2 separate regions of the Homo sapiens genome follow, and region 1 is linked to region 2. Evidence: chromatin contacts called from ENCODE Hi-C or POLR2A ChIA-PET data. All regions are on one chromosome and are shown on one strand. The core of a region is the stretch at or near the end of the contact, and the rest is flanking DNA. Distances in the headings are between cores, read along the strand shown.

Region 1 (6,172 bases), core at 867-3,366, 51 kb before region 2:
CCCAGCCACTCAGGAGGCTGAGGCGGGAGAATGGCGTGAACCCGGGAGGCGGAGCTTGCAGTGAGCCGAGATCACGCCACTGCACTCCAGCCTGGGTGACAGAGTGAGACTCCGTCTCAAAAAAGATGCATGATGCAGGGGTTCATTATAATGTCTCTCTAGTTTGGCATGAATATATTTATCTCTTTCATTTGAAACCACATTTTTTAAGAGACATTATTAAAGGGAAAAAGTTAGTACATCAACAATATCCCCAGGAATGTTACAGCAATATGGAATTTGAAAAGATCCACATAGCATAGCAAGCCATGGAGAAAATTCATGTGCCATAATTTCGCCTAATTCCTGTGCCATAATTTTATCAATCTATTGTTCTTCCTGTTTAATATTTTTGCCCTGTTTAAATTTATCTTCAGGCTTAAATGAATGGCCCACGTGCAGCAGTCTGAATTTAAGTCCCAGATCCACCAGCTATGATCTGGTCAACTTTGGGCCAATTATTTAACCTTTTGGGACTAAAGAGTACCATTTTATAGATAAAAAAAAGAATAGTACTCATAGAATTGTGAAGATTAAATAATCTGATACATGGAAAGCATTAGAATATTGATCGGCACATAATAGCTCAGTGATCATTTATTTATAACTAGCCAGACTTCATTTCTATGCTGTGAAGTATTAAATCATGGTGTTGGGAATAACCACTATAAATTACTTAGGCTAGTGAATTTGTAAAACCCCTAAGACAGATGAGTGACTCTCTTCTTAAAGACCCACAGCACTCAGCAATGTATAGATTTTACTTTGACTATCAAGTAATTCCTTTTGTGTCTTACTGGTGTCTGTCTTGCTTTAATTTGAAAGCTCGTTTTCCATGTTGCAGCTTCATGGACATAGATTCTACAAATGTTTATAGAATTTGCACTATGTTCCAGGTACCACTGGTATTTACTAGAGATAAGCAGTACTCAGGTTCTAAGCTTCTATGTAGCCAACGTTCTTTTCTTTTGAGAAGGAGTTTCGCTCTTGTTGCCCAGGCTGGAGTACAATGGCGCGATCTCGGCTCACTGCAACCTCTGCCTCCCGGGTTCAAGTGATCCTCCTGCCTCAGCCTCCTGAGGAGCTGGAATTACAGGCACCCATCACCATACCCAGCTAATTTTTGTATTTTTAGTAGAGACGGGGTTTCACTATGTTGGCCAGGCTGGTCTCGAACTCCTGACCTCAGGTAATCCACACACCTCGGGCCTCCCAAAGTGCTAACACTACAGGCATGAGCCACCCTGCCCGGCCTAGCCTATGTTCTAACAGGATAAGAGGAACCTACTGTGCTTAATCATAATCAGGAAGAACTTCAGAGTGTTACAAGCTATGAAGGAAACAAATCAGAGTGATGTGCTACAAACCCAGGAAGGTACTTTGGGAAAAAGCCTCTTAGAAAATGATATTTGCCTGGGATTTAAATGACTGGAAAGAACCAAAGCCTGTGAAGAATTTGAGGAAGAACATTCAAATTGTCTTCTTTTTTTTTGAGACGGAGTCTTGCTCTGTCTCCCAGGCTGGAGTGCAGTGGCACTATCTCGGCTCACTGCAACCTCCACCTTCCAGGTTCAAGCGATTCTCCTGCCTCAGCCTCCCGAGTAGCTGGGATTATGGGCACCCACCACCATACCTGGCTAATTTTTGTATTTTTAATAGAGAAGGAGTTTCACCATGTTGGCCAGGCTGGTCTTAAACTACTGACCTCAGGTGATCCACCCGCCTCAGCCTCCCAAAGTGCTGGGATTACAGGTGTGAGCCACCACGCCTGGCCTCAAATTGTCTTCTTGAGGGCCATAATTAAATCAATCCTGACTCTCTTTGAAAAGCAACTCCCAAGTTTTTTCTTTTCCTAGCAGACACTCTTTTCTATTGTTTTGGTCTAGTTGTTTGTTTTGCGTGAATCTTTTCCCATTTCTTTCCATACTTCTTGGAGCACTGACCAAAATTGGTTTCCACATTCTATCAGGGATCTCACTGATACATCGTATAAAGGAAGGATTAATCTTTAACCCAGCAGTGTTATGTCTGTTTCCAACACATCCTGTGATAACACCGCCTGGTTGACTCACTCATTCTGTGGGCAGTGGAGACTCCCAGGGTTCCTTCCTCTGCGTTTGTGCCTGCCTTTCCTTTCCCTTCCTGTATTTATATTACTGTTTTATGTTATTAGTTGTGCTATATTGCAGTAGCCCTGTTAAATTTTTATCCTTTTTTTTTTTAAAGGACTATTTCTTTAGTTAATCATGGACATTGTTTTTAGTGCAACAGAGTACATTTATTTTTTTCATCATCTCAAGCATTTACCAAGCCTTTATGTGATTGTGTTACAGACATTCCCATTATACTCTTATTTTAAAATATACAATAAATTGTTGACTGTAATAACTCTGTTGTGCTATCAAATACTAGATTTTGTTCATTCTATCTAACTGTGTTTTTGTACCCATTAAATATTCCCAATACCCTCCACCCCTAATTATGGACATTGAACATTTTTTACCTGATGCCACTAGTACTAATAATTTCCCTCCTTTAGAATTCTCAGCCACGCTAATGAATTTTCTCTTTCTGTCTCTTCATCTGAGACAACAATAGCACTAATAGAATAGTCTCTTTCTTTCCAGACACTTGTTAATCCATCTGGCCACAGCCTGGTGAATGCCCTTCTCTTAAGTAATTTGCTTTCATAGTTGTTAGAACACGGTCTTTGGAGTCAGATTGCCTGGGTTCCCACCACTTACTAGCTCTGTGATCTTGAACAACTTACTTAATTTTACTTTGCCTTAGTTTCCCCATCTGTAAAAAGAAGAGGAAAAAAAGTGGACACTTGACTTTATTTTCTAAGATTGTTGTGATTATTAAGTGATTATACACTGTTTAGAACAGAGCTTAACACAAAGTGAATGCTTAGTAGATTTTTACCTATTATTGATTTTTTTTTTTTTTAAGATGAAGTTTCACTCTTGTCTCCCAGGCTGGAGTGCAGTGGTGTGATCTCGGCTCACTGCAACCTCTGCTTCCAGGGTTCAAGTGATTCTCTTGCCTGAGCCTCCTGAGTAGCTGGGATTACAGGCATGCGCCACTACACCCAGCTGATTTTGTATTTTTAGTAGAGACGGAGTTTCTCCATGTTGGTCACGCTGGTCTCAAACTCCTGACCTCAGGTTATCTGCCCACATTGGCCTCCCAAAGTGCCGGGATTACAGGCGTGATCCACCGCGCCTGGCTGCTATTAACGATTTTTATGAAAATAAGCAAGCCAAATCTTAAACATCTCAAATCAAGCTTTCTGTAATCTTACCAATAAATATATTGTTTCTGGCTTGGCTTTTCTTATCTTTGATGAGTAAATATGAAACTTATTTACATGTAAGGTAGTATTTTGTTTAATGGGAAAACTTGAAATTTGGCATCCTAAGACCTGGGTTTTAGTCTTAGATTTGTCACTTACTAACTGTATGACCTTGGTCGAGTAATTTTTTAAAGTCAGTTTATTTACACGAGTATCACTTCACAATTGACTTCAGGTGACTTAAAAAAAATGTGTGTAATACAAAAAGTCAAAATGTTTTTTTTAAAGAAATCAGGTTGTCAACATATAAATGGTGCTGGAATCACTGGATATCCACCTGCAAAAGGATGACATTGGACCCCCTTCCTTTCAACATACACAAAAACTAACTCAAAATGGATTATAGACCTAAATGTAACAACTCAGGCCCAGTGCGGTGGTTTGGCTGGGCGCGGGGGCTCACACCTGTAATCCCAGCACTTTGGGAGGTCGAGGCGGGCAGATCACTTGAGGTCAGGAGTTCGATACCAGTCTGGCCAACATGGTGAAATCCCATCTCTACTAAAAATACAAAAATTAGCCCTGTGTGTTGGTGCATGCCTGTAATCCTAGCTACTCAGGAGGCTGAGGCAGGAGAATTGCTTGAACCCGGGTTGCGGAGGTTGCAGTGAGCCGAGATCACACCATTGCAGTCCAACCTGGGTGACAGAGCTAGACTCCATCTCAAAAAAAAAAAAAAACCTCAAACAGTAAAAAGATCAATCACCCAGGCTTAAGAATCTGAATAGACTAAAGAAGATATACAGTGGCCAATAAAGATGTAAAAAGGTGTTCAACATCATAAGCCGTTAAAGAAATACAAAGCAATGCTTCAGTGAGGTACCACTGCACACCCACTAGGGTAGCCATAATCAAGAAGATGTACAGTAACAACTGCTAGTCAGGATGTGGAGAAATGGGAGTCCTTATAGGATCTAAAATGGTGCAGCCACTTTGGAAAACAGTCTGGCAGCTCTGAAAAGTTTAAATGTAGAGTTACCATATGACCTAGCAATGCTACTCTTAGGTATCCACCCAAGAGATATGAAAGCATATGTCCACACAAAAACTTGTAGAGGAATGTTCATAACAGCATTATTCATAATAGTCAAAAAAGTAGAAAGGGCCAGGTGCAGTGGCTCATGCCTGTAATCCCAGCACTTTGCGAGGCCAAGGTGGGCAGATCACTAGGTCAGGAGTTCGGGAGCAGCTTGACCAACATGGTGAAATCCCGTCTCTACTAAAAGTACATAAATTAGCCAGGTGTGGTGGTGCACATCTGTAATTCCAGCTACTTGGGAGGCTGAGGCAGGAGAATTGCTTGAACCCGGGAGGTAGAGGTTGCAGCAAGCCAAGGTCATGCCACTGTACTCCATCCTGGCCAACAGAGTGAGACTCTGACTCAAAAAAAAAAAAAAAAAAAAGTAGAAAGAACCCAAATACTAATCAAATGATGAGTGGATAAACTAAATGCTTTATATTCCTACAATGGAATACTATTCAGCCATAAAATAGGAATGAGGAATGACTGATAATGGGCATGGAGTTTCTTTTTATTTATTTATTTATTTTTTTTGAGATGGGGTCTCGCTCTGTCACCCAGGCTGGAGTGCAGTAGTGAGATCATGGCTCACTGCAGCTTCAACCTCCTTGACTCAAGTGATCTCTCGTCCCTTCCTCCTTAGTAGCTAGGATTACAGGTATACACAACCATGCCCGGCTAATTTTTTTTTTTAAAGACATGGTCTTGCCATGTTGCCCAGGCTGGCATCCAACTCCTGGCTTCAAGCAATCCTCCTGCCTTGGCCTCCCAAAGTGTTGGGATTATAGGCATGGGCCACTGCACCTGGCCTGAATTGTATGCTTTAAAAGGGTAAAAACCTATTTTGTAGTATATGAATTATATCTCAACAAAGCTGTTATAAAATAAACCTTGCTGAAGGAAAAACAATAGTGCTAATGGAAGATTTGTACAGAGTAATGTATATCATGTAGTCCTATTCATTAGCTGAGGATGGGCCACAAATTTGGCTTTCTAGCAACTCAGGAAAAGTCGGTGATATCAGGCTGGGTATGGTGGCTCATGCCTATAATCCTAGCACTTTGGGAGGCCAAGGAAGGAGGATAGCTTGAGACCAGGCTGGGCAACATAGTGAGACCTTGTCTCTACAAAAAATAAACAAGATTAGCCAGGTGTGGTGGGGCAAGCCCCTGGGAAGTTGAAGCTACAGTGAGCTATATTCAGGCCACTGCACTCCAGTCTGCACTCCAGCCTGAGCAACAGAGCAAGACCCTATTGAAAAAAAAAAAAAAAACAGAAAAAGAAAAAACAAGCCAGGCATGGTGGCTCACACCTGTAATCTCAGGACTTTGGGAGGCTGAGGTGGACAGATCTCTTGAGCCCAGGAGTTCGAGACCAATCTGGACAACATGGCAAAACCCCATGCCTACAAAAAAAAAACAGACACAAAAAATTAGCCAGGTATGGTGGTTCATGCCTGTAGTCCCAGCTACTCAGGAGGCTAAAGTGGAAGGATCACTTGAACCTAGGAAATGGAGGTTGCAGTGAGTGGAGGTCATGCCACAGCATTCCAGCCTGGGCAACAGGGAGGCCTCATCTCACTTAGGAAAAAACAAAATTGGCCGGGCGCGGTGGCTCATGCCTGTAATCTTAGCACTTTGGGAGGCTGAGGCTGGCGGATCACCTGAGGTCGGGAGTTCGAGACCAGCCTGACCACCATGGAGAAACCAACCTGTCTCTACTAAAAATAAAAAAAATTAGCCAGGCGTGGTGGTGCA
Region 2 (6,952 bases), core at 1,123-3,622:
AAATATAATAACTTAGAAAAAAAGAGCACATAATAAATATATAGTGGTGTATTGTGTCCTTCGAATGATAACTATCAAATAAAACAGTTACCAATTCTATTAGCAATAAAAAACTGCAGCACACAAAATTGGCATTTACTGAAACTGTTATTCTCATATATTTGTATTAAAAGTTTCACATCCCTTTAGGAAAGGTTTTTTGTGATATGTATCAAGCACCCAAAAATAATTTAATATTTTATTTTATTTCATTTTATTTTTGAGGTGGAGTTTCACTCTGTCACCCAGGCTAGAGTGCAGTGGTGCGATCTCGGCTCACTGCAACCTCTGCCTCCGGAGTTTAAGCAATTCTCCTTGCCTCAGCCTCCCGAGTAGCTGGGACTATAGGCGCACACCACCATGCCCTACTAATTTTGTATTTTTAGTAGAGACAGGGTTTCGCTATGTTGGCCAGGCTGGTCTTGAACTCCTGACCTCAGGTGATCCACCTCCTTCACCCTCCCAAAGTGCTGGGATTACAGACATGAACCACCATGCCCAGCCTAAAATTTTTTTTAACTTTAATTTTTTTCTATATCACAAATCATGAAGCAAAAAAAATAAAAAATAAATAAATAAATAAATAAATTATTCTCCCTGATCCCAAGAAAAGAATCTGAAATATGGAAGAAGGCATGCTTTATTTATTTATTTATTTATTTATTTTTATTTATTTATTTTTGAGACGGACTCACTCTGTCACCCAGGCTGGAGTGCAGTGACGTGATGTCAGCTCACTTCAACCTCCGCCTCTTGGGTTCAAGCAGTTCTTCTGTCTCAGCCTCCTGGGTAGCTGGGACTACAGGAGCATTCCACCACACCCGGCTAACTTTTGTATTTTTGGTAGAGATGGGGTTTCACCATGTTGGTCAGGGAGGTCTCGAACTCCTGACATCGTGATCCTCCCGCCTCAGCCTCCCAAAGTGCTGGGATTACAGGCATGAGCCACTGCACCTGGCCTATTTTTTTATTTTTATTTTTGTTTTTTTGAGATGGAGTCTTGCTCTGTCACCCAGGCTGGAGTGCAGTGGCACAATCTTGGCTCACTGCAACCTCTGCCTCCTGGGTTCAAGCGATCCTCCTGCCTCCACCTCCCGAGTAGCTGGGATTATAGGCGTGTGCCACTACCCCCAGCTAATTAGTAGAGACAGGTTTTTGCCATGTTGGCAAGGCGGGTCTCAAACTCCTGACCTCCGGTGATCTGCCCACTTCGGCCTCCCAAAGTTCTGAGATTACAGGTGTAAGCCACCACACCAGCCGACAGTGCTAATCAGTGTTACTTATAAATCCAAACCCATTAACTTACAAAAGTAAAAGAGGACAGTATTTATAATTATGCCTGGACAGCAGGTATAAGGCAGGACTATATGGGGAGATAAGGTTGTATTGCCATCCTACTTATGTAAATAGCCAAAACAAATTAAATGCACTAAAGAGCTAATAGAACACCTAAGTACTGTATGATATACCCCTAGGATGGTTTTTAAGTCAAATCAAGCATTTATAAAAACAAGGAAATAGTTTAGTAATTGTTTTTCTCAGAGATGTTCATAGTTTAAGTTTTCCTCATTATTTAATTTTTCAAATTTTTCATTTTTTATTTTATTCAACAAAATATGTTTCATGATATTTTGGAATGAGAATCGTTACAGTTTTCATTCTGGTTCAGCCTAGTTATTTTATGCATGAGGATATTAACACACAAAAATGCTATGGGGCATGGCCAAAGTCCCATGCCTCAACTAGATGTGGCTGGACCAGGCAGAGTAAGCATTTCTATCTTTATTATTATTATCATCATCATCATCTAAAGACTTAGAGATGGGTCTCACTATGTGCCCAGGCTGTATCCTCCCACCTCGGCCTCCCATAGTGCTGGGATTACAGGCATGAGCCATCGCACCTGGCCCAGGAATTTCTGTCTTCTAATTCCAGAGCAAGGGCTCTTGACCACTTCGCCAAGCTGCCTTGAAGTGTCAGTATGTTTTGTAAGTTGACACTTGATGCTTGTTTTTGGTATTTAAAATGATCAGTACTTTGTTTCACAAGTCAGGCTAATTTTAGGTTGTTTCTTGCAAAATCTGAAACTTCATAAAACTTTACAAAGTCATATTGACTAGACTTACTTTTCTCTGGATCCCATAATTCTGTATGTGTTGCTGATCCCACTACATATTTATGGAGGAAAGAAGAAATCTGAAAAATACAAAGCAAGACATGTCCTCAAATTCAAAACACTTGACTTTGGAATGTTATCCCTCCTATACACTCATTTCCTCTGTGCTTTGCTGCCAAACATTTCTCAGTGCACGGTCCAGGAATCTGACTGGGTGTTGAATGCAAAAAGTCCCAGATTCCCACAGATGACTAATTTTTATTAATGGTTAACAGGACTTCCGACTAGTTTCTGCTCTAAGTTGGTTATGTATTGATTAGGTAATCAATGAGTGGTGGTAAGGCTCCCTGGGAACCCTTATACAGAAAACTTAGATTTCCAACAAGATATAGTATATATTGGGTCCTCATCCTTTCTCTCTCTCTCTTTCTTTTTTTTTTTTTTGAGACAGAGTCTCGCTCTGTCATCCAGACTAGAGTGTAGAGGTACAATCTCGGTTCACTGCAAACTCCACCTCCTGAGTTAGCAATTCTCCTGCCTCAGTCTCCTGAGTAGCTGGGATTGCAGGTGCCCACTACCATGCCTGGTGAATTTTTATATTTTTAGTAGAGATGGGGTTTCACTATATTGGCCAGGCTAGTCTCAAACTCCTGACCTCAAGTGATCTGCACACCTCAGCCTCCCAAAGTACTGGGATTACAGGCATGAGCCATTATGCCTGGCCGTGGGAATTTGTTATTGTTGTTGTTCTTGAGACAGAGTCTTGCTCTGTCACCCAGGCTGTAGTGCAGTGGCACGATCTCAGCTCACTGCAACCTCTGCCTCCCAGGTTCAAGCGAGTCTCCTGCCTCAGCCTCCTGAGTAGCTGGGATTACAGGCATGCGCCCCCATGCCCAGCTAGTTTTGTATTCTTAGTAGAGACAGGGTTTCACCATGTTGGCCAGGCTGGTCTCGAACTCTTGACCTCATGATCCGCCCACCTCGGCCTCCCAAAGTGCTGGAATTACAGGCATGAGCCACTGCGCCCGGTGGCCTTGGGCATTTTATATGAGAACAAAATTAACTTGTACTGGCACCGTGGCTCACACCTATAATCCCAGCACTTTGGGAGGCCAGGGTGAGAGAATCACTTGAGTTCAGGAGTTCAAGACCAGCCTGGGCAACATAGTGAGACATCGTCTCTACAAAAAATCAAAAACTTAGCCCAACGTGGTAGTACAGGTCTGTTGTCCTAGCTACTTGGGAGGCTGAGGTGTGGGACAGCCACTTGAGCCTGGGAGATTGAAGCTACAATGAGCATTGGTCACACCACTGCACACTCCAGCCTAGGCAACAGAGCGAGACCCTCCAAAAAAAGAAAGAAAAAAAAAAGGCAGCTTGCATATCCCTAGAAGTTGCACATAGTATGTTGTGTTCCAGTTAATTTTTTGCTACTCATGTTGGGTGATGGTGATGGAGTTAATTAACTTTTATTAATCAGTGATGCCACCTGGTGGCCAGAGAGTACATTTTGTAGTGTACCTACATGCTGAACCAACATCTGCTTTTTTTTTCCTTTGATAAAAATAACCTCAGTGGCATTTGAGGCAGTTTTATTAGTGAAGTTTTGAATAATGCTCAATTTGTTTTGGCAGGAGCAGAAAGGTCATAGAATACTACCAGTCTAACATGGCAAACTGAAATGACTGCTCTCCTCGTTGTTATTAGGAAAGCTTCTGCCGAATACCAGGTCCTAAGTGATAGGTAATAGGTGGTTCACTATGACCAATATAGGCGTGTCTGTCTGGTCTCCTTTCCTGGGTTTCACCTGGGTTATAACAGTTACTGGGGCAGCTACTGGTTTCCTGTTCCTCCCATCTGACTCAGGGTGATCAGTCACATTCTTATGCTGCAGTTAAGGCCCCAGGTGATTCTTAACTGTTTAAGGAGATCCAGGCCCTGCTCTCTTTGCCAAGGTAAAAGTTCTCAAAAAGATATACTGCAAGAAGATGCCCTAAAAACATGAATGGATGGATGGATGGGTTGATGGATGGATGGATGGATGGATAAGTTGGAGAGTTGGATTTTGTAGACCATAAAGATATTTTTAAAAATTGGCAAGGAGGGTAAACCTAACTCCGTTACTTCCTTGATTAATAGCATGATGTTGCAACGTGTTAACGGTGGGTTTTCTGCTCAGTGTATTTCAACTGTGTTCATAAAAGTTCATGTTTGAGTACAAGCAAAGAAAATGCAACTTAGAAGTTTATGAGGCTCAGCACAGTGATTCTGAGGTCAGGATTTCCTAATATGGACATCTTCTGGGGAGCCCTTTTGGTTTAGAGAAATGTCTCTGTTTTCATGGATATACTTCTGTATTAAAAAACAGAAATTTAAGACAAACTAGGAAGTCGCCATGAGTCCAATATTTAGGTAAATCTGCATTCCTTCCCACAACAAGATATAGTAACTATCTAACAGCTTAAGGAAAATCACTTGATTAATGAGGTAGCTTAGGGTTTGAGAACATCTAATAGGGAGGGTAGGGTAAGTTTGTCTCCCCAACCCTGTCAACTGTCAGCCATAGAAATGTTAAATGTTTGCACTCACCAGACACGGATTATGTAATATATTGAATGCATTCTGAGTGGGGTCAGAGTGAGAATATTTATTTTCATCTCCAGATGGGGCTAAGTGTAACATATAACTTATGTATTTTGTTAATTTGGGAATTTTTTATTTTTTGTGTGTGCCCACTTCATTTTTCCTTTATATTTTGCGGGGGATGCTCTCTTCATTCAGATTAAGATCTAAATTGCTAGCGATGGTCTCTGGCAAGATAGAACCTATGCCATGGCGCAGGGAAGCTTAATATGTTTATACATAACATCTCACCATGGCTTATTGCCAGTGCTGGATATTTATAAGGTGCACGTCTAGACTCACACAGGCTCTTAGATCACTGTCTCAAAGACTTACGAAGTTTCAGCAATTGGGCGCGTGTTTGTGTCATCTGTTATGTTTGAAGATCTGGCACCAATACCCCTGTTTTCCTTTGTTCCTCTGAGCATGATGTCATAAATCCATGAGATGAAGTTGTATCTATTCCATAATAGTACTAACTAGCAGTTGGGTCTGATAAAGATATATTCAGTCACTGAACACACCTTTCCTCCTTTCATTTCCTCAGTTCCCACTGGCATTAGAATTGGTTTCAGCATTTATTGCCTTTTACCTCAACTAAAATACAATCCTATCTAAAAAATAATATATTCTTGGCCAGGTGCAGTGGCTCACTGCCTGTAATTCCAGCACTTTGGTAGGCTAAGGCAGGAGGATTGCTTGAGGCCAGGAGTTAAAGACCAGCCTGGGCAATAAAGCGAGACCCTGCCTCTGCAAAAAAAAAAAAAAAAGCAGACATGGAGGCACACACCAGTAGTCATAGCTATTTGGGAGGCAGAGGCAGGATGATTGGTTGAGTCCAGGAATTTGAGGCTGTAGTGAGCAATGATTGCAGCACTGTGCTCCAGCCTGGACGACAGGGTGAGACTCTGTCTTGAATGAGTAAGTGAACTGTTTTTATTCAGTAAGCATTTATTGTCCCCTTTGTGCAAAGCCCCTGACTAAGTGCTATGTGAGAGAAAGATGTGTCAGATGACTTGCTCACAAGGAGCTTTGAGTCTAATGAAAAAGAAAATGATAGAAGCATAAAGTGAGACTGCTGTGTCATGTGTTATTCAAAGGCAGAAAACGTTTCTTTCAAATGGAAATTTTGTAAGAGAAGGGGCATTTAAGAAGAGCCTTGAAGAGTGTGAGTAGAATTTGTATAAGCGAGACAGAGGAAGGGATGGAGAAAAAGGGACTATTAGAGACAAAAGGTGTGAAGCCAGGGGGACACATGGGGAGTGTTTAAGGGGTTGCACAGATCAAATTTAGTCAGAACAAAGGGCCCATTTTAGGCAGTAGCAAGAGAGAGAGAAAAATTGATAGGGACCATGTAGCAGGGGGCTTTAAATTCCAGAAAGGAATTTGTATTAATTTAACAGGTAATGGGAGGCCATCCAGCATTTCTCAACAGAGAAGGAAGTATTGCCTTGAAATTCCATGACTTACCTTGGTGTTAAAGATTTATTAAATATAGGTTCTTCTATTACCTCTTTTTCTGTATTACAAGAACTACTATATACCATATTACTTATTTACAGACTATCTTTATCCAAACCAAGGTTTCTCAACTTCAGACCTATTGATATTTGGGGTCAGATAATTTTTTTTTTTGTTGCAGGGCTGCATTATAAGATATTTAGCAGCACGTCTGACGTGTGTGTGTGTGTGTGTGTGTGTGTGTGTGTGTGTGTGTGTGTGTGTGTAGTAGAGATGGGGTTTCCCCATGTTGGCCATGCTGGTCTTGAACTCCTGACTTCAAGTGATCCACCCCCTTTGGCCTCCCAAAGTGCTAGGATTACAGGCATCAGCCACCGAGTCCAGTCTGCATCTCTGACTTCTAACCACTAGCCACCAGTAGCCCCCGCTTTTCCCCAGTTATGACAACCACAACTGTCTCCAGACATTGCCAGATGTACCCTAGGGGGCAAATTTGTCCCCATTTGAAAACCACCTGTTTAAATACATATATTGAGTTCCCTTGGTGTCCTGAGCATTGTTAGACTCTTAGATTAACAAATCCAGGAGACTTTTAGGGATTGGATTAATGCCTTAGAATTTTATACTAGACGTGTGTCTGATCTCAAGATTAAAGTACTTCCTATGTGTTGGGATAAAAGCTGAATTGGGCATTAGGAGACCTGAATTCTCATG

What was found. Hi-C counts contacts between places; a loop is a spot of excess contacts on that map. ChIA-PET counts read pairs that join two places held with the same protein, here RNA polymerase II (POLR2A). Pooled maps may share reads with other maps.
Region 1: a loop to region 2 is called in a map of endothelial cell of umbilical vein, with 5 times the contacts of the local background. The contact joins two enhancer-like sites. A Hi-C loop is called at or near these places in 3 of 168 maps with a recorded cell type or tissue (Calu3, endothelial cell of umbilical vein and sigmoid colon) and 3 of 50 pooled maps. POLR2A ChIA-PET finds 5 or more read pairs at or near these places in 6 of 52 experiments (Caco-2, H1, MCF 10A and 3 more).

Annotation. Positions count from the first base shown.
Region 1 is chr12:95,165,480-95,171,651 of GRCh38, reverse strand. The region is part of intron 3 of FGD6 (FYVE, RhoGEF and PH domain containing 6); the gene reads left to right. Among named protein-coding and RNA genes, the nearest start is that of FGD6, 49 kb to the left of the region's middle. Within about 2 kb of position 2,116, at least 4 of the 41 ENCODE cell types and tissues checked have a DNase peak (open chromatin) inside an H3K27ac peak, as active enhancers do; they include endothelial cell of umbilical vein, where a contact is called at or near this core.
Region 2 is chr12:95,113,996-95,120,947 of GRCh38, reverse strand. All of the region lies in intron 8 of FGD6 (FYVE, RhoGEF and PH domain containing 6), which reads left to right. Among named protein-coding and RNA genes, the nearest start is that of NR2C1, 44 kb to the right of the region's middle. RefSeq lists an enhancer at 5,475-6,208. Within about 2 kb of position 2,372, at least 10 of the 41 ENCODE cell types and tissues checked have a DNase peak (open chromatin) inside an H3K27ac peak, as active enhancers do; they include endothelial cell of umbilical vein, where a contact is called at or near this core.